Regions from separate parts of the Homo sapiens genome. Here region 1 is linked to region 2. Evidence: read pairs that join two places in POLR2A ChIA-PET (ENCODE). Cell type or tissue: PC-9. All regions are shown on one strand. Links, peaks and the distances in the headings refer to the core of each region. The heading gives the core; the rest is flanking DNA.

Region 1 (11,196 bases), core at 1,979-6,978, 62 kb after region 2:
TCAGGTCAACCTGTTAGAAATAAAGAAAGAAGCCTCAGATGCAAAAAAGTAAATGATGATGCTAGGCCCCAACCTACTGATGTATTGTTTTCTACGCAGAGTATAAGATATACTATCTGCAGCATAAGTACAGTAATAATGGAGCTAAACCTCAAAAAATTAGTCCCACATCACTTGACTAATAGGTTTCTACTTTACTCCATGTGGATGTCCAGATTTTGCCCAATTAAACTTTCATTTCTTATTTAAAATTACAGCTAATACTTACCATTGAAATTTTGGGGGGAAAACTTTGCTAAACTGCAGTGTTTATTTGACTTTTTAAATAACTGTGATGCTGAACAGTAAGAATTAATTTGCACACAGGGCTTCTAAAAAGTGGGCCACTTCTTATTTTGAGAAAAACTTCAAAATTATGTAATAAATTTCACTGAGAAATAAAATATTGACATAAATAACAATAGAACAATATCAAGTTTTTGGTAAAATAAAAAGTTATTCATGTGAAAAATAAAATAATAGAACAATACTAGGTGCTGGGGAGGATGTGGAGCAACCAGAAGTCTTATACACTGCTAGCAAGAATGTAGAATTTGAAAGTGTCAACCTCAGTCACTTTGGAGAACAGTTTGACAATTTCTTAACACGTTAAACATACGTGTGCCTTGTTACCCAACAAGTCTACTCCTAGATATAGGAATTTACCCAAGAGAGATGAAACATAAGTCCACAAAAGACTTGTACATAAATGTTTATAGCAGCTTTGTTCATTATAGCCAAGAACAAATTATGATATATCCATACAAGCTAATACTACTCAACAATAAAAAAAATTACTGGGGCCGGGCGCTGTGGCTCAAGCCTGTAATCCCAGCACTTTGGGAGGCTGAGGCGGGCAGATCACGAGGTCAGGAGCTCGAGACCATCCTGGCTAACATGGTGAAACCCCGTCTTTACTAAAAATACAAAAAAATTAGCTGGGCATGGTGGCGCATGCCTGTAGTCCCAGCTACTCGGGAGGCTGAGGCAGGAGAATGGCACGAACCTGGGAGGCGGAGCTTGCAGTGAGCCGAGATTGCGCCGCTGCACTCCAGCCTGGGCGACAGAGCAACACTCCGTCTCAAAAAAAAAGAAAAAAAATTACTGGATAAATGCAACAACATGGATGGGTCTCATAAACAGCAAGCTTAGTGAAAGAAGCCAGACACAAAAGTATACATACTGTCTGATTCCATTTTTATGGAATGCTAGTAAAGACAAATCTAATCTATAGTGACAGAAAGCAGGTCAGTGGTGCCTGGGGCCAGGGGTGGTGAGTGGGAGTGTTGACTGGGAAGGACACAGGGAAATTTTGGGATGATGGAAATGTTTATATCTTGATTGTGATGGTGGTTGCATAGATGTATGCAAAAAAAAAAAAAAGAAGAAGAAAAAAGAAAAGATACAAGAAGTCAAGAAAGAAGCCAGTCACAGAAGACTACATTTTGTATTATATAAAATTCCATTTATATGAAATTTCTAGAAAAGGCAAAACAATAGAGACAGAGAATTGGTCAAGAGTTATCAATTGGATACTTAAATGGGTACATAAAAAAACAGGTCAAAATGTTGTTAAAGATTCAACAATTCAAGTTATCTGCTGTGAAAATGCCATAAAGAGTTAGTATCTCTAGAATCATTATAGCAGTCATCTTCTAGTGCAAGTCCCAGTACCATTTTTAACAGCCTTATTGAGGAATAATTTGCATATCATAAAATTCTCCCATTGTAAGTGTACAATTATAGAATTTTTGATGACTATATATGATTATGCAACCAGCACCACAGTCCAGTTTAAAACATACCCATCACACCAGAAAGTTCCCTCACACCTGTGGCAGTCAATCCCCTCTCCCACCCCAGCCAACCACCGAACCAATTCTCTGTCTCTATAGTTTTGCCTTTTCTAGAAATTTCATATAAATGGAATTTTATATAATACAAAATGTAGTCTTCTGTGACTGGCTTCTTTCTTGCCTTCTTGAATCTTTTCTTTTTTTTTCTTCTTTTTTTTTTCTTTTTTTTGAGACGGAGTCTCACTCTGTCACCCAGGCTGGAGTGCAGTGGCTCAATCTTGGCTCACTGCAACCTCTGCTTCCCGGGTTCAAGCAATTCTCGTGCCTTCAGCCTCTCAAGTAACTGGGACTATAGGCACGAGCCAGCACACCTGGCTAATTTTTGTATTTTTAGTAGAGACAGGGTTTCACCACACTGGCCAGGCTGGTCTTGAACTCCTGACCTCAGGTGATCCGCCTGCCTCGGCCTCCCAGAGTGCTGGGATTACAGGCATGAGCCACTGCACCTAGCCCTTCTTTTTTTTTTTAATAACTTTTTTTTTGAAATGGGGTTTCACTGTGTTGTCCAGGCTGGTCTTGAACTTCTTCCTAGGCTCAAGCACCCTTCCTGCCTTGGCCTCCTAAAGTGCTGGGATTACAAGCATAAGCCACCATGCCCAGCCCCTTTTTGTTTTCTTAAGATGAAGAAGTTCTAGTTATGGGACTTGTAAGAGACATTAGTTGCAGGTCCAGAGCACACATTTGCCGATTCTCAGTCCAGGACTTAGCTGTGACACCATGCTATTGTCAGGATACAGTATACTAGATACAGGATACTAGAATAGGAAAAAAATAAACCTGGTTTAGGGGATCAGAATGGCTATTTCTAGCCATCCAACTCAACTTATCTGAGATTCAATTTTCCCTTATATACAATGAGGATAATAATGTCTAATGCATAGCTCTGTTGTGAGGAATAAATTAAGTGTACAGAGTACCAAACATAGAGACAGGCAAACATTAGGAATTTAATAAATGATAATTGCTGACTAGAAAATCACTTAAAGTACAAATGTTCATCTTGAGACAAAGAACATAAAGAGGGAAAGTCATAAATGTTGGAAACTGAAGATTAGGGTTTAAACATTGACTTATTTAAATCTCAAAAGAAGCATGAATCCCTGCCAGGCATAGTGGCACACACCTGTAATCCCAGCAACTCTGGGAAGCCAAGTTGGGAGGATTGCTTGGGGCCAGGAGTTTGCCCAGGAGGCCTGGGCCACATAGGAAGACCCCATCTCTACAAAAAAATAAAAATTTAAAAAAAATAGCCAGGCGCGTGATTTTTTTAATTTACACGCCTGTAGTCCTGTAGTCCCACTTGTAGTCCTGACTACTCAGGAAGCTGAGGCTGAAGGATTGCTCAAGCCTAGGAATTCAAGGCTGCAGTGAGCTATGATGGACCCACTGCACTACAGCCTGGGCGACAGAGTGAGACCCTGTCTCAAAAAAGGAGAAGAAGAAGGAGAAGGAGAAGAGAATAAGGAGAAGGAAGAGGAATAGGAAGAGGAGGAGAATGAATCTCACAGATTTAAGACAGTGCCAGCTAAATTGGGAATTATTTGCTAAATGTAGTTAACTGAACATTGCTTTATTTCTTTGATAAGAGGACCATTTTATAAATAAGCTGGGTGTTTTTTTTTTTTTTTTTTGCCTAATTTTATGAGTGACTCAATAGTTCTCAGGCCTGGCTGCACATTAGAGTCACCTGGGGAGTGTTAAAAATTACCAATGCCTGGGACCCAGCCCAGAAATTCTGATTTCATCGGTCTGGAAAGGGGCTGGGGCATTGGTGATTTTAAAGTTTCTCCTGGCAATATTAATGTAAAACCATTGTAAAGAACTCACAGCAGCATTAACAGTTTGATTCTCTGGGTCTTAGGGAATGTGTTCAAAATTGTGGGGTGAACTGTCTTTAGAGTATGCCACTCTGACATCTTAGAAAGAGACAAACCACAGAGACTAGCTGTACCCACCCAGATGTTCTATCCACAGATGATCTTTTCTTATTTTTCTACATGGTGTTGTATGTTTGTGCAATCAAACATAAGGGCTTTGCATGAATGACATTAGCTATGTCTGCTCGGAAAAAGGAGGTTGCCCTTCACCTCCACATCCTGTGCTGCCACTTTTCTTTTGAGTCCTCGGTCAGAGCTGGGTGTTTAAACATATATTCTGGGTTTTTTTTTTTTTCATCTTTTATTTTGGATTCAGAGGGTACACATGCAGGTTTGTTACATGGGTATACTGCGTGGTGCTGGGGTCTGGGACATGGATGATCCTGTCACTCAGGTAGTGCAGAAAGAGTAAACATGTATTCTTAAGCAATACATGTATATCTCATGAGTCACAGCTTCAAGAAGACAAATACAATCTGCATGGACTGGTGCTCTAATTAAAAACTCTAAAGACTCAGGAGGCCTGGATAAGTCTCCTGCCCTCTTTGGTCTTCAAATATTTAATTTGTACAATTAATGGATTTCCTTTTATAACCCTAAGGTATTTTCCAGTTACTATGATTCACTGGTTGTAATTCTCATAACTAATATAATAAAGAGCAAATTCTTTATATAGCATCCATTTAGAACTCTACTACTAGTACTAAACAATTCCTAAAATAAGGGTTTATATCTCTGTTAAAGTCATTAGTACATACACATAAATAATATCTTGGTCTTTGACTAGTATATTTATTTACCAAGAAATGCAATGGCTTAATCTATACTTTCCAGAAGGAACTGACTGCTGTCATCGAGGAGGAATAGTCACATAAATAAATTATTGTTCTTCACACATAGTACTCACAAAACCTTAGTTAATTGATTATTCAATTATGATATTGTGAAACTGTAACATGACATTAATCATTACCTGGTGAAATGATCATGGGCCTTTGTGTGATGCTGCGGCTTCCTGGGAAACTCACTAATGTATTCACATAAACCAGATGTGCCAGAAGAAAGCTCTTGCTGTGGAATTGATGGAGAGTTTGTTTAAAGAAAGGAAAACAACTCTAAATAGTAAAATAAATATTTTCTTCTGCCTTTGGGTGACCTTATGCTCAACCTCTTCCCTTATGAGAATGCTGTCTCCAAGCCTGTGGTTCTATGGCATGTCAGTAATCTGAAAAGTCTATCTGAAGTCCAGCAGTGGGCCACTGCCCAGCCTCACAAGCCTGATTTCCTCTTCTTTTCTCCACAAACACCCACATACTTATTAGCTCCCTCAGTTCTTAAAATGGATTCTTTTTATCTAATGCCAACTTATCACTGTATATCAGGTCTTTGACCCTGAAATATCTTTAGTAAGTTTGCTTTTCTTTGTTGCTAAGGCAAAGCCTGGCAGATTTACCTATCATCAAGAAGCTCTGATTTGTGGTGGTGCTAAGTTTGGAAGAAATATGAATCAATGAAATAACTTACCTGAAGTAAGAGTCACTTTAAATTAAGTTTATCAGCCCAGTCACTTGTAAAGGTTTGAAGACAATAGTCATGATGTAATAAAAGAGTATGCAAACTCAAGAGTTTAGATACACCTCAAGCATATAATAGAGTAACAAATTTCAGTTATGCAAGATGAAGACGTTCTAGAGTTCTGTTGTACAACCTATAGTTAGGAATTCTCCCTCCTCAGCCTCCCAAGTAGCTGGGACTACAGGCATGCATCACTGCACCCAGGTAATTTTTTAAAACTTTTTTGTGGAGATGAGCTCTCATTATGTTGTCCAGGCTGGTTTAAGAGCGTTAGTGCATCATGTTATGGTTAACAATCCTAAGGAAACACCAGTAGGGCATCACTCTAACACTGCCATGGAGCTATCTGAAAGAAGCTAGAGGCTATTAAGCCAAATGCAAGGTGACACACACAGAGGCCATACACACTAACCACAACCTGAGAGCACCTGAGATAGGAAATATGTGTTCCAGGAAGGGGCCTATCTGGGACCATATTACCGTGTGTTTTCATGTCCATTTCTGAAACTAGGCCTACTCTGCATGACTATCTTAATCTCCTCAGGCTGCCATAACAAATACTATAGACTGGGCGGCTTAAACAACAGAAGTTTATTTCTCACAATTCTGGAAGCTGGAAAGTTCAAGCTCAGGGTGCCAGCATGCTCAATTTCCGGTGGGAGCCCTCTTCCTGGCTTGCAGACAGCCCCCACTTTGTTGTGTGCTCACATGATCTTTCCTTGGTGCATGTATGTGAAGAGAGGGCTCTGTCTGTCGTCTCCTTTTAAGACCACTAATCCTATCAGATTAGGACCCCATTCTTATGACCTCATTTAACCTTAATTACCTCCTAAAAGTTCTCTTTAAATACAGTCATATTGAGGGTTAGGGCTTCAACATATAAATTTTCCAAGGACGCTATTCCGTCCATAGCAATGATATAGCAACCCACACAGACTATCCCTAAATGTAGAAATCAGTGTTACTCTTCAAAGCAACACATTTTTAAAAATATGTCTTCCAAATGCCTTATTTTTGACAACGGAATCCTTTGTCCAAAATAAATTTTACAAAGATCCTCAGTATATAATATAATAAATAAATACACTGGACAGTAAGTTTGGGAAATGTGTTTGATCTGTGTAGGGATGTACAGTTGTATCTGCACTAAACTAGCTCTGCAAGAGGATACAGAAGAGATTTCAAAGAGCTGTCATCCTAGGTAAATGGCCCAGATACATGCTCCATGAACCCCCTCAGGGAAACATCTTTGCTATTAAACAGGATAATCTGTAAGCAGAGCCAAAAAGGACTTTGGATGCAAGAAGAGACCAGGGGATGTCTCATCCTGAGTCATCAGGATATTTCTCAGGAGGATTTAAGTAACTGGTCTTACAGTTAAAGCCTCCTATAAAAATGTACTCCATTTAGCATTTAACTAATAAAACCAAGTACCTACAAAACTAGAAGCTTTATCCCATTAAGGAACCTTTCAGGACTTGGTGTTTGCATGAAACAGAAAGTAATCATTGCTATAGGAGAGTCCAAGTCTCTTCATGAAATCATTTTAAAAAATGTATTCTACTGTGGTCAGGAGAACTCTTGCATTATGCATATTTTGCTACCAATTAGTCTTGGTGAAGAAATGGCCCAGTTTTCTCACTGGCAAATTAAAGGGTAGATTAGGCCAGTGAGTGTCAAGCTTTAATGTACAAAAGAAATCGTTAGGCAGTTTATTTATTATTAATAATATGCAGGTTTTTAACCTGTAGGCCCCACAAAAATTTTGATTCACTTGCTCTGTGACAAGATTCAGGAATCTTAATTATTTACTGGCACCCTATTGATTGTGATACAGGTAATCAATAGATTCCTCACTACACACACACATACACACACACGAAAAAATGAAATGATGATCTTTAAACTCTTTCTGTCTTTCAGATACTATAATTCTGTTTTTAAGGTTCATATAAGCAAAGCAGGATATTAGGCCTACATTCCTGACCTATCTGCCAAAGAATTATTAAAAACAAACATCTTTTGCTCACTCTAAGCACACTGGATGATGCCATTATGATAAAGTCCAGGAGAGAGAAAGAGATGAAATCATGATGTCTAAACTATATTCATTTTTGTGACCTTCATCCTATATAAGCTGCTTTCCACCTTAACTGTGCATGTTCAAAACATTGCCCCAAGGTGAGAGAAAATTGCTTGGAATGTTCCTTCATCAACATCTGCTCTCTTTCTTCTGGCCCTGCTATCAACCCCGTCTCTGTGAAATCTCAGAACCTGAATTCCAGTATTTAGATTAAAGAAAAGGGGCTTCTCTGCTGTCTCTTATCTCTGATTCCATTTCCAAGGCCATTAATATATTTCAGGCAGACAGATTTTTGTTTTACAGACTATTTCTTTTTCTAGGATGTTCCCAGTCATTTAGAACATCATCCATATATCCAGGCCATCTTTCTGTGATCACCATTTGTTTTCAGTTGATACAAATGGAGTTTAAGACAGTTTCCTTGAAGGCAGGAATGCTGTGTGTGAATTGTGACTCTATGAAAAGTTACAGTGAACACAAAAGCTAACACTTTGTAAGAACAGTACTCTGCAAGGGGAAATGGAGAGGACAGTATAAACATATGATGTCTGAATTAGCAAATGAAACATAAGTTTATGTGATGATCCAATGGAAGGACCAGGTAACTGAATGTTTTCATGGAGTTTCTCAACTTTGGAAGGAATCAGTGAATGAGGAGGAATTAATGACCTCATTGGGAGATTTTCAGCTGGCTTCTTCTACACTATGAGACCATCTCCAGGCTTAGGATGAGTTTGCTTAGTATGATCATCCTAGGACAGTCCCTTTGCTGCCTGGTTTTATCCCAACTGTTCAAAGCAGCTTCATTAAGATTTTTTCCCTGAGAGAACTCAGATTGGAGCTTCATCAAATACCACTAGCCTTTGACTTTCTGCAGAGAAAGTTAATGAATATAGCTTGGAGCCAGACAAATTAATTTTTTACATTTTCTGTTTATTTTTAACTCTTGTTTCAAAAGGGTAGAGAGAGTGGAGACATAACAATCAAGCTTTTACAGCCAAAATCCAGGGGTGAGGTCATGTGGTCCTAGAAAGGAAGTGTGGGGAAAACATTACAAACATTGGCAGGATGCTTCCCCCATAGCATTATCACATTGCTTTGTGACTGGTATTTAATAGCTATCCTTTCTCAGACTAGAAGCTCCGCTAAAGAAGAGACCAAGGCTTCAATAATCAAAATCTAGCAGAGTGCTTTAGCACATAATGGTAGTTTGTAGCATGTTTAACTTAAAAGACTCCAGCTGAATGGACACTTCCCATTCAAGTATAAAAAAACTGTAGGAGGAGTTGGGCAGATGTTAGTAAAAGGATACAAAGTTTCAGCTTGGGGAAACAAGTTCAAGAGAGCTGTTGTATAATGTGATTACTATAGTTAATAACAATGTATTGTACTTTTGTATACTACATATGACATTTTTATTTGTCCATTAAAATAAATAAATAAATAAATCCATGTACAATATATTTTGGAGGCTTAGATATTTTTTTTAAAAGGGAAAGGATATTTTTAGTATATTTAGTTTCCCCCTCTTTTGGTCTTTAGTTAATCCTTAACATGTAAAATAATTGACAGGTGAAATTTTTGTGGCTTAAGGCTAAAGCAAACCTACCAGCCTTTGGGCTTTTATGACAAATTTTCCCTCCTATCAGAATAAATGTAATAGTAAATGTTATAACTGAAAGTCTAAAACAGCGTGTTACACAACATTCAAAATTATACAAATCTTTGGAATTCTTAGTGGAAAAATGACTAAAAGGAAAGGAAAATGGAAGAGTGCCAAAAATTGCTAATAATTATAAACCAATTGGAAAAACTACAAAGTATATTTAAGGCTGCAATCTGGTTCAGACTTTCTCTTCTTTGCCACCAGTTCTTGAGCTGAGTGAAGAAGTAATGTATTTGGATGCATACAATTCATTGTGTGATATTTAGGCCACTTAATTAGAGCAAACACATAGTTTTATCAAAAAACTGGGGATGCTTTTGTGAGTGAAAAGGGGCACTAAAGAAGGCCTGTTTCAAACAACCCAAGATATGTGGTTGCTGTGCTCTTCATCCACTTAAGGGGCTTCTTTTTATTCTATGTCATTTGTTCAAAATGCTCAATATTTGCTAAGAGGGAGATCTTAATTCAACTCCCACAGTGTGCCAGGTAGAGGTGAACATAAGTCTCCTTCAAATACCCAATTGCAGCTGAGCTGTAAGGACATGGTCCAAAACAGTGTATTCCAAAACGTGGGATACACCACTGTGATAGTTAATACTGAGTGGATTGAAGGATACAAAGTACTGATCTTGGGTGTGTCTGTGAGGGTGTTGCCAAAAGAGATTAACATTTGAGTCAGGCTAGGGAAGGCAGACCCACCCTTGATCTGGGTGGGCACAATCTAATCAGCTGCCAGTGCAGCTAGAATATAAGCAGGAAAAAAAAATGTGAAAAAGAAAGACTAACAGCCTCCCAGCCTACATCTTTCTCCCATGCTGGTTGCTTGCTGCTCTTGAACATCAGACTCCAGGTTCTTCAGTTTTGGGACTCGGACTGGCTCTCCTTGCTCCTGAACTTGAAGACAGCCTATTGTGAGACTTTGTGATCATGTAAGTTAATACTTAATAAACTCTCCTTTATATATGAGCAGTTCTTAAAATAAGATTGGAAAACAGATTTTCTTATTGTACCCCATGATGTTAAGTTTTCTACATAGATGTCTGCATGGTTCATGTAGTGTTATTAACAGAATACCTGAAATGAAGTATTTATTTAAAAAAAAAAAAAAAGCAGAGAGGTGGGGGTTGGCTTATGATTCTAGTGGCTGGAAAATTTGAGACTGGGCATTTGCATCTGGTGAGGGCTTCAGGCTGTCCTCATGGCAGAAAGCAAAATGGGGAGCTTACAAGCACAAAGAGAGGGAAACCCGAGGAACATCCTGGCTTTATAACAACCCACTCTCTCAGAAACAAATCCATTTTTGAGAGAACTAGTCCAGTCTTACAAAAGTGATAATATGGTTTGGCTGTGTCCCCACCCAAATCTCATCTTGAATTATAACTTCCACAGTTCCCACGTAGTGTGGGAGGAACCTGGTGGGAGGTGATTGAATTATGGGTGCGGGTGTTTCCTGCGCTGTTCTTGTGATAGTGAATGAGTCTCACGAGAGCTGGTGGTTTTAAAAATGGGAGTTTCTATGCACAAGCTCTCTCTTTGCCTGCTGCCATCCATGTAAGATATGACGTGCTCCTCCTTGCCTTTCACCTTCCACCATGATTGTGAGGCCTCCCCATCCATGTGGAACTGTAAGTCCAATAAACCACTTTCTTTGGTAAATTGCCCAGTCTCAGGTATGTCTTTGTCAGCAGCATGAAAATGGACTAATACAGTATATTGGTACCAGTAGAGTGGGGCACTGCTGAGAAGATACCCAGAAATATGGAAGTGAGTTTGGAATTGGGTAACAGGCAGAAGTGGAACAGTTTGGAGGGCTCAGAATAAGACAGGAAAATGTGGGAAAGTTTGGAACTCCCTAGAGACTTACTGAATGACTTTGACAAAGTGCTGATAATGATATGGATAATAAAGTCCAGGCTGAGGTGGTCTCAGATGAAGATGAGGAATTTGTTGGAAACTAGAGCAAAGATGATTCTTGCTTTGTTTTAGCAAAGAGGCTGGTGACATTTTGCACCTTCCCTAGAGATTTGTGGAACTTTCAACTTGAGAGAGATTATTTAGGGTATCTGGCCGAAGAAATTTCTAAGCAGCAAAGCATTCAAG
Region 2 (11,196 bases), core at 3,740-8,739:
AAACGCTGAAAGAAATTGGACATCAATGATCTTATGTCTCAGTTGCATTTAGAGGCTGCATCACTTTGCTGCCTATTATTGTCCTCATTAAATATGAGAGAGAGAGAGAGAGAGAGAATTAATTAACTATCATCACCAGGGGATATCTGGTAATTTTCGAGGTACATGAAGTGGGCAGACGATGCCATAAATTCAGTAAGAACACACTGATTTCTTGGCGGAGTCTTCAAGTGACTTTCTGCTTTACTCCACAAAAATCTTACTGAGTATACCCACTTCTCTGTTTCTACTCTATTCCTAATATCTAACTAACTTCTTCTTAGGTAGTCTCTTGGGAAGAAGGATAGATAACACGTAACACAATATATAATGCTTAGTTGACTGTCACAACCGTATTAACTACACTCACTTTTTAGAAGCCACAAAACTAACAATCACCAAAAGTCACCCTTGGCTTGCCCCCCCACCAAATACATTCACTTAAGGTAGGCTAGGAAGAGGACAGGCTTATGATTCAACCATATAGTATCTCTTAACAAAGTCAGAGAATCAGAACAGCCCATGAGTCCAACAATGATTATCAATGTCAAACTTAACTCAAATACAGACCTCAATGCCTCATTTCATGCCCATCAAGTTAAAAAAAAAAAAAAAGAAACAGTGGGGAGAGGAGAGGGGGGAGAAAAGCTAAAAACAAAGAAATATGAACAATGATGACAAGGTGCTGAAACATGGAGACAATCTCACATAGTCCTAATGCTAACCACCAAGTACCAGCTGGCACCTTTACAAGTTCTCCAATCAGTGAGCACCATTGCTTCTTGAATTGAACTGAATTCCTATTATTGGACTGGATTCTCTAGCACTGCCAGCTTTCTAGCAGGAGAAAAAGAGTTTCAGAGCATGAGGTAAAATAGAACTCTGTTTTCCTACTTTCAAAAACTCATCTCATACACCTACCCACAGCCCTCACTCATTGATAGTCAAGGAAGTCAGAGTCCATGGGTCTCCCATCTGTGCCCGAGCACCTGTCTCACAGTGAAAAAGGGAAGAGGGGGCTTATCCAGTAGAGGCTTTCCAGAAGATGCAGAACTGTTTCTGATAATCCCATGCTTCACTGCCCACTAGGCCAAAAGAGAGGGAGGCAGCATTTTCAACAGAGGAGACTTTCATGCCATAAATCTTCAGGCATTTGTGGGCACCAAGTGTCTTGCTGTGACTGAGATGGAACTAAAATAATTTACAAGTTTGTGTGTGTCCATGTGTGTGTGTGCATGTCTCTGTGTGTGTGTGTGTCTGTGTGTGTGTGTTACGTGGAAAGAATTTTAATATGAGAAGGGCATTAAATCAGTTTTGCAACAAGAAAAATCCTTTGTCTGGACTATTTCTGGGTGTTGGTTACACAAAACCTAAATAGTTGTTTAATTTCTGGAATTAATTAGCAAATATCTGTTTGAAACACTAGTCTTAAAGACTTCTATTGATAGCATACTCTTTTCTCTAAAATTGCCACAACACATTTTAATCATTTTTAGAAAAGATACACTACAAGATCCTTCAGCATGTAAAAAATTCTTTCATGATGTCTAAACAAATCTCAGGCCTGGTTAATTATACTGAACTTCAGATGTCTTCAGGTAATTCTTAGCATGCTGAATTTTATACCCCATTACCAATACATCTTATTTTAGATGGTGTTATGAGTAAGATTAACCAATAAAATTCAGGTAAACTCATCACTGGATACAGCAGACTGCACATCATTTGGTTAGATTGTATGCTGAGTCTACTCTCCAAATGTATTTATTCTCCTATTCTGCAGACACATACTCTACACATGTCTGGTTTGGCTTAATATTTGGCTGTTCCCCTAAAGGGATTGGTTGAGGGTCACCATATTTTCTCTTTTAACCAGTATCTGATAAAACTCTAACTGGGATACTACTATTCTTCACATGCATTTATATCAAAAGCTATTTACTCCCACTTCCCCCAGGCCAAAGTCATAATAGCATGTTAGAATCAAATATTTTCCATTGTTCTTTTATATATATATATTTTTTATTATACTTTAAATTCTAGGGTACATGTGCACAACGTGCAGGTTTGTTACACATGTATACATGTGCCATGTTGGTGTGCTGCACCCATTAACTCGTCATTTACATTAGGTATATCTCCTAATGCTATCTCTCCCTCCTCCCCCCACCCCACAACAGGCCCCGGTGTGTGATGTTCCCCTTCCTGTGTCCAAGTGTTCTCATTGTTCAATTCCCACCTATGAGTGAGAAAATGCGGTGTTTGGTTTTTTGTCCTTGCGATAGTTTGCTGAGAATGATGGTTTCCAGCTTCATCCATGTCCCTACAAAGGATATGAACTCGTCCTTTTTTATGGCTGCATAGTATTCCATGGTGTATATGTGCCACATTTTCTTAATCCAGTCTAAAGTTGTTGGACATTTGGGTTGGTTCCAAGTCTTTGCTCTTGTGAGTAGTGCTGCAATAAACATACGTGTGCATGTGTCTTTATAGCAGCATGATTTATCAAATATTTTCCATTGTTCTAACATAGATCCAATAAGAAGACATTTATAGAGTGCCTAACATGTTTGACACCTTGCTAAGGGATATAGATTCAGAGATGAGTAGTTGACAGTTCTGCCCAAAGAAAGATCAACATGATCAACATCTTATAGAGAAAATGAACCAATAAAGGAGCCAACACAGTATCATATGTAGTCATAACTGAACACAAAGCAGAAAAGTTTCAGACGGGTGCTCCCCAACTACCAAAGGAGTTGGGGTCCAAGTGGTATTTTAAAGAAAAGAAAATTTGGATTCACAGTCTTCCTTTCTAAAAATCCAGGCTATGAAGAAAAAGCTACTTCCTTTTAGGAATTTATCTGAATATCCTAAGGAGGTGAAATTACAAGAGTAGAGACAGTTGTGGTAGCCATGGCTAAGGAAGTTTCGATCCCTGGAGAAAGAGGATAAGAGGAGAGTCTGGGGAGATCCTTTTAACTAAAAGGTAGGAAAAAGAATTCAAACTTTGCCCTGAATCACAGTCTCTGCCTAATTCACATCGTTTGGACTGGAGACTTAATTTAGAAAAATTCTGTGCAGTCCAGGGCTCGCATGCTCTCCCATACCCTAGGGACTTCTGCCTCGTGGACAAGCTTGTTATAAATCTGATTTCTACTCAGTTATGAATTGAACTTCATTTTTCCTGGGAGCAACTTTAAACAGGAATAGTGAACAAAGTAAAAATCTAGAGAAGTAGCAGTGAGATCTTCTGATGTCAGCAGCTGGCACCAGGTAGGAAGCTCAAGGTTAAAGAATAAACATGACCAACCCAGCCCCCATCCCAATAGCCTACATTAGCATCCAAATCCAACTCTCCAATACTACACATTGTAAGCAGAATATAAGTCAGAAGGGTCAGCTTAGTAGCTCTCAACCTAGCCTGGCTGGAAATCCTTCTTAAGTTGGCTTAGGTAAGCTTTTAGTGTATAAGTGAAAACTTTCATCATCTTAAGCAATTTGCCTGTTTCCTGAAGTAGGGCTAACAAGATGGTTGAATTTTCTGATTCTTTTAGAAACTCAGATCATAAATCACACTCTTAATGAACAATTTTCATATTGGTTTCATTTTTATCATCCATTGGAAGAATATCTATAAAAGTTAATTAGGATAGATTTGGCTACCTAAATATTTAAAACTTATTTACAAATGCTTAAACAAAGGTAAAAATAGAAATAGTGAACTGAGAAAGTACATTTGCAACATAAAAAACAGACGAAAGGTTACTGTTCCTAAAGAGTACTTATAAATCCTTACCAGCTAGAGGCAATAATAGCCCAGTAAAAAGTTGGGCAGAAAATGAACTGACAACTCACAAAAGAAGAAAGACTTATGATCTATAATGATATGAAGAAATGTTCAGCCACAGTAACAATGAAATAAAGGCAAATTGAAACAGTAAGGTAGCATTTCATTTTTATGAGATTGGCAATAATTGAGTAATATTAGATGTTAATGAGCATGTGGGGAGCAGACCCTTCCGCACATTGCTGCTGGTGGAAGTGTCAATTGCTACAACTTCTTTTTTAAGGACAGTTTGTCAAAACATATTTTAAAATGTTTTAACAAATATAACTTTGGATTTATTCACTTCCAGGACTTATTTTTAGAAAACAATAATAGCGCAGTGCATAAAAAGTTTCACACAGTACTTAAATATTTTTGTAAGGTTTGTTTATAACAGCAAATTTTGAAAACAACTGAAGTGCTCATCAGAGAGGACTTAGATATAAACACAAACATACGTGGATACTGTGCAGCCATTTCAAATGATGAGATCCATGTTGCAGTAGTAGCTCCGAGCTACCAGTAGTAGTTCAGTGGCCAATAGATCTGTGTTTAAATTTTAGCTCTATTCATTACTAGCTGTGTGAACTTGGGCAAGTCATTTGACCTCTGTAAGCCTCACTAATCTCATCTTAAAGAAACGAGGATAACACAACTTCCTATATCTTAACATCAAAGTGAATTATATGAAAGGATGAATGAAAAGCTCTTAGTATACCACCTGACACACAGTAAGGGCAGAATAACTGTGAACTATTGTTAGTGACAGCCTGTGGATTCAATCCTGCTATGTGAGGAAAATTAAGATGAAAATAGCACTGTCAGTTTCTGTGCAAGATGGCAAACTAGCTCCATGGCTTTTGATCCTCCCAAGACCTTATTAAAATAAATTTAAAACCAAAAGAATAAGCTCATAACAGAGAAGAAAGAAGGGGCTATCAATAAATTGCTGGAAGACAGAAAACAAATGGGACAGAGGAACAAAACACAGAGCCAAAATAGTTGCATCTGTAAAGCAATGAAGATACTATTTAAAAACCTAAATAAGAAAGTTCTTTTAGTGATTACAATTATTAGTCATAAAAATTAATAGACTGGAAAATTATGTTGAAGCTTTTTGAAATGTAGAGCAAAATGACATAGGTGGAAATGTGAAAAAACAGATATTAAATAATAACAGTTAAAATTAAGATCACCAACATATACCAAAAGCACTAGAATATTTGCCAGGCACTGATTTATATTAATTGCATGTGTTATTTCAATCCGTCTTACCAGCAATCCTATGAGGTAGCTAATGATATTATTCTCTCCTAATAGTTGGAGAGGTTGAAGCATTAAGAAATTAAAAAGGCCAGGTGTGGTGGCTTACACCTGTAATCCCAGCACTTTGGGAGGCCAAGGTGGGAGGATTACTTGCCAGAAGTTTGAGACCAGCCTGGGAAAACAGGCAAGACACCGTCTCTACAAAAAATTTTTTAAAAAATTAGCTGGGCATGGTGACACACCAGTAGTCCCAGCTACTCAGGAGGCTGAGACAGGAGAATTGCTTGAGCCCAGGAGTTTGAAGCTGCAGTGAGCTATGTTCACACCACTGCCCTCCGGCCTGGGCAACAGAGCAAGACCTTGAAAACAAAAACAAAAAAAGAAAGAAAGAAAAGAAAAGAAAAGAGAAAGAAAGAAGAAAGAAAAGAGAAGAGAAGAGGAAAAGAAAAGAAAATTTGCCCCAGGCCACTTGGCTAGTACTTGGGGTGTGCACACAGCCAGTGTAGCTCTGTGCTGAATTGTCTCTGTCACCTGAGTACCTCCAAACCTCTGCTGAGAGCACGAAGAAGCAGGAACAACATTTTTCAGAGTGCTTACCCCACATGGTTTCAGATTACAGCCTCAAGCCAGTATCAGTGACTGGAAAGGTATTAAATAAGAAAAGACTATTATTCTCTAAAGGCAGTTGCAGACAGATATATGGGCAAAAGTTGGATGTGAGGTTTGAAGCAGCTTAACATTTGAGCATCTAGAATCAAGCACTTTGGAGTTATGGACTGAGCGAGTCAGTGACAATTCAAGAAACTTTCACTCTTCCAGCCCTTCCAATGCTTATTCCTTCTGTTGAGACACTTCCTACTGAGAGAACACAGAAAGTCTTTTATTTCCCTGACGAACTCATATAGGTTCCAAATGCTGAGACCTAATCCTGGAAGTCCAATATCTAACTGACAGGTGTTTCAGAAATAGCACAGAAAACTGAAGGGAAGAAATTATCAAAAAGTAGAATCTTAGTGCTCAAAAGATACAAATCTTACATGAATAGGGTTCATGTCCAGCATAATGAATTAAAAAGTGAAATAGGCCAGCTGGGTACAGTGGCTCACACCTGTAATCCCAGTACTTTGGGAGGCCAAGTCCAGAGGATCGCTTGAAGCCAAGGGTTTAAGACCAACCTGGGCAACATAGCAAGACCCCTCCCCTACAAAAAACTTCTAAAAATTAGCTGGGTGTGGTGGCACATATATGTAGTCCTAGCTACTTGGGAGGCTGAGGAAGGAAGATAACTTGAGTTCTTCCAGGAGTTCAAGGTTACAGTGAACTATGATCTTGCCACTACACTCCAGCCTGGGTGACAGAGTGAGATCCTGTCTCTAAAAATTTTCTTTTTAATTTGAAAAAGGAAAAACAAATATGTAGGCAACTTTTTGGTATTTTAGAATTTTGAAGACTAAAAGGACATATATTTCAGAGAGGAGAAAAAAGTAACCTACAAGAAGTGCAAATTAACTGGTTCTCACTTCTCATCACCACCATATGATGCTAGAAGATACTGGGAAATGCCTTCAAAGTTAGGGAACGTTTCCACCTAGAATTCTATACCCAGCCAAACTATAAATCAAGACTTAGAGCAGAATATAGACCTTTTCTGGTAGTAAAGACCAAAATTTTAACTTCTGTGCAAAATATTTTAAACAAGGATGAAATTCTACTTCACTTGATAAACTTTCAGCAGAATGCAAGATGATATGTAATCATTTTAATACTATAGATTTATTCTTATGAGTATTAAAAATATGTAGCATAGCAAGCTTCCATAGCTATGTATATTATTTAGAAGAAAAGTATTACATATATTTAGGTATTAAAAATACATAATAGAATAGAGAGTAGGTGACTATGGCAAAATTGTGAAGACAGCACAAGAATGACTGAAATTTGGGAAACACCTTGCTAAAGTAAATGCCTTAAGGTATTATTTATTCCAAATATATCTACATTGGTAAATATATTTATAAATATATTTACAAAAATATTTGTAAAAGAAGGGACTTTCATGTAAAAGAAGGGACTTTAAGGACACTACAGAGCCAAAAGCAGAAACTCATCAACTGCAGCAATACCAGGACAGAGGAGCCCAGAGACTGTGATTTGTTGGCTCACCCATAAAGTTGGCCCAGCTTCCTTGACTTAGACTCATATTCATTGTTCTTCCCACCCCCAATCCCCAGTAGCCTCTGACTATGTTTCCCAGGAAGCCTCTCCCGCAGGGAAGGGAACATGAGGATACACTGAGCTGTGTGTTTGCCTACAAGTTCCACTTCTCATTATAAAGCAGTGTTTAGCAGTCTGACTCATGCATCAATACCTTTATTTTTACTTCCTCCCATTTTCTCTCTTATTCTTTTATCCTGTTGGGTTGTGTCTTTTTGTATAACTAATCTCAAATGTTATTTGGAGTGAGAAAGAGTTTAAACAAATATCACTAATGACCCTAACTTCACTTTCTTGTGAGGTGTGGCAGCCCCTGGACCCTGATTCCCTGTGGGCAACTGGATGCGCTGGAGCTTCTGGTCCTACAGAGCTGGGATTAACCCAGCTCTTTTGATATGTTGCTCAGGGTTCTTGGTTCCACAATCAGACTAACTCAAGCTGTAAGCAGAAAACAAATTTATTGAAAGGAGGTCAAATAGTTTACAAGAGAGCTAAGAATGCTGGTGAATGAGGCCTGGTGTATGGGAAAAAAACACAGGAAGCAAAATAGACCCAAGATGGCATGTGAAGTCTGTTTAAGAGGCTACCATTGGCATTGTCACCATGACCACTAGCTATGATTTCACCAGCCACACCTGACTCTACCCTCCATCAGAGGCACCAACCTTAATCTCTAAAGGTTCACTGGAAATTTGCATTACTCAGTGAAGAATCAAATCCTAGCCAGATGTTCCTAGTGGCCTGAGCTTCCGGGGAAGGAAATGTCTAACCCTTTGGGCTTGGGCTTTCTTTATTGGTATTTCCTGAAATAGGAGGGCAGGGCAGGCAAAATAGTCAAAAGTCCATTTCACTTGGTGACCCTGTGAGGCTCTACCAGAGCAGCCAGCCAACTCATGTCCCTGTTTATTGTCACCTCTTTTTTCTTTTTCTTTTTTTTCTTGAGACACTTGTTGCCCAGACTGGAGTACAGTGGCGCGATCTCGGCTCACTGCAACCTCCATCTCCTGGGTTCGAGCGATTCTCTTGCCTCAGCCTCCCAAATAGCTGGGATTACAGGCACACACCACCATACCCGGCTAATTTTTGTATTTTTAGTAAAGACGGGGTTTCACCATGTTGGTCAGGTGGGTCACAAACTCCTGACCTCAGGTGATCCACCCACCTCGGCCTCCCAAAGTGCTGGGATTACAGGCGTGAGTCACTGCACCCAGCCATCACCTCTTTTTTCTTGTCAAATTTAGCAGTTTGCAAGTCGGGATACTTATGCTACATTAGTTATATTTGTATAATATATATTTTTTACTTATTTCCAAGTCATACTCTAAACATGAGTTTCTCATTTACATTTTTAGAGTCTTTTTATGTGTACTTCTGAATAAACATGCATGAGGCTGAGAAGTCTTTCCTGTTAAATTCTACTGGGACATAAGTTTCACATTACCTATGAGCCTTTTTCATTGAAAAACAAAAATCCTTCCAGAACAAGAGAAGGCTAAAAAAAAAAAATAAGAAGAATAAAAATAAAAAATAAAACAGAGAACCATTTTGAGGATAAGTTCAAAGAGACTGAATGTTCCAATGTAATTAACCACCAACAATGTAAGATGCTTATTTCATGAATTCTTGAAAGAGATCTTAAACTATGATAGCACAGAAATCACTGAATTGCTTAACTCAAGAGTTAAATAGATGTCTCTGGTAAATTGGTACCAAAAAAAAAATCTGTGAGGAAACAAAGACATCCATTTTAGTGGCATGTGAAAGATGATGTAAGTATAAATAAAGAAATATCAACCGTTGGTTGATACTCTTTGCACTAAATTATATTCGTAAGCAAGATTTGTATGTTTTGTTGGATCTGACTTTTCACTACCCTGTTACAATAATATTTCTTTTGTTTGTTTTAGTCTCCTTTACATTTACAGTGTCCTGGAGGGTAGTGGTGTTAAATTTAATTTGTCAACCTACGTTTAATTTTACAAGAATCCAGATCAAACTGCTATATAAACAAGAATTGCCTTGCAGGAACTTCTTAGTGATTAGGCTGGAGAAGTCACAGCTGAACTAAAAAATATGCTGCCAGTAGTACTTTTTCATTTTCCCCCTTATAATTTTAATGGCCCAAATGAAAGAGCCTTTTTTCTTTAACAATAGTATCCTTGTTGAAAGTCCTTTAAAGAACTGTTCTACGACACTGAAACAGTCTAATTAAACCATTAATATAACAATGATGTCAAGAGCTGCTAAATTCAAAGAAGGCATTTCCATTTCATGGTAAATATTGAAGGTAATTTTTTTCTGGCATGTAGCATGAGTCCCAGTTTGGGAACTCTTGTCCATTACACGTTTCCTTGCAGAGAAATATCATTAATCTGTGATACTTACTACAATAGTGTATTATTTGCCTCAACAGAGGTAGTCATTGAAACTGCATATTATCAAGGCAGCTGGCCCATTAAGTTTTTACAAAGGATTAAGGGGTTATATGAGTACCCAACAGCTGCACCAGCTAAGATAAAACAAAGGTTCCCAAATCTTATGCCTATTAGTATATGGAATGAAATGATACATTCTTTATCCATGCAGTAGGATATTCATATTTAAAAAGAAAATTAAATTAGAAATAAAAGCTCATTCATTCAAATGCAAAGCATTGTGCGAACACAAATGAAGAAATGTAGAAAGAAATACAAAACATTTCCCCTTCTCTTGAGAAGCCTACAGAGTCTCAGTAGGCATGATTTAAAAGTTCAAAACATTAAATAAAATTAAAGATTTAAATAAAAGCCTGAGTCACCAAAGAAATTCTGCAAGTTAGTTCATGAATAACTGCTGAACAATACACATGGCTGCAATGCAAGTTTCAGAAGTGAGAACATTTCAGGGCCAGAGGTTAAAGGAGAAAGTTGACGTAATCAAGACCTTAAAGATTGGTCTGAAGTGTGTGTACGAAAGTTGGAAGTAATCTGAGAGATCATCTTCTACCCCAGTGTTTCCTAAACTTACCTGTTAAAAAGACTCACATATGAGAAATCTAAAAATAAAATTCCCCGGGGGCCGGATGCGATGGCTCACACCTGTAATCCCAGCCCTTTGGGAGGTCAAGGCGGGCAGATCTCTTGAGGCCAAGAGCTCAAGATCAGCCTGGGCAACATGGTGAAACCCCACCTCTACTAAAAATACAAAAATTAGCCGGGCATGGTGGTGCATGCCTATAATCCCAGCTACTCAGGAGGCTGAGGCATGAGAATCACTTGAACCTGTGAGGTGTAGGTTGCAGTGAGCCAATATCGCACCACTGCACTCCAGCCTGGGCGACAGAGTGTGAAACTCTGTCTCAAAAAAAAAAAAAAAAAAATTCGCCAGTTCTTTTCTCTGCCCTATTGAACCATATATGCCAGAGAAAGAGCCCCCAAACTGTGTTTTTTAAATGCTGCAGGTAATCATTTTCATCTGGAAGTTCTGGGAAAATTGTTCTAAGCCAACCTGTGATCTCAGCAAATAAAACACTAAACAAATACCAAATATAAAAAAGAAAAAAGCAGAAAGGAGACAATGGGGTGTGTGTGTGTGTGTGTGTGTGTGTGTGTGTGTGTGTGCAGACAGATAGTAACCACCAGGGAGTCCAGCAGGGAGGAAGATTTGCGCAGGAGCCAGGGCCAAAGGGCTATGGCCCAATGCCTTTCACATAATGAACACTCAAGAAATATCTTGCACTGACTCCATTAAAAATGAAGCAAAGAACAAAACGAGCTATAACTTTCAAGCATTTGATGACCTATTTATTACTTATTACCACCTATGTTCTACTCATTTTATAAAACCTCTCCTTAGAAACACAGCCCGTG

Evidence for each region. ChIA-PET counts read pairs that join two places held together with the same protein. Peaks named below come from ENCODE experiments on the same cell type or tissue, not always from the same donor. Only the 100,000 strongest peaks of a DNase experiment are listed, where the experiment ranks them.
Region 1: POLR2A ChIA-PET joins it to region 2 with 6 read pairs; 8 of 35 experiments call an interaction of 5 or more read pairs at or near these places.

The regions. Positions count from the first base shown.
Region 1 is chr3:111,804,439-111,815,634 of GRCh38, forward strand. LOC105374040 (a long non-coding RNA gene) reads right to left here. Exons shown (of 4, transcript XR_924333.4): 3 at 4,746-4,843; 4 at 1-10. It also overlaps a transcript of PHLDB2 not described here. Among named protein-coding and RNA genes, the nearest start is that of PHLDB2, 49 kb to the right of the region's middle. In PC-9, for the core only: no CTCF peak of the experiment used is centred there; DNase peaks (open chromatin) are centred at 4,213 and 6,653; H3K27ac peaks cover 1,407 bases.
Region 2 is chr3:111,740,261-111,751,456 of GRCh38, forward strand. It overlaps a transcript of PHLDB2 not described here. Among named protein-coding and RNA genes, the nearest start is that of PLCXD2-AS1, 68 kb to the left of the region's middle. In PC-9, for the core only: no CTCF peak of the experiment used is centred there; DNase peaks (open chromatin) are centred at 5,711 and 7,401; H3K27ac peaks cover 2,727 bases.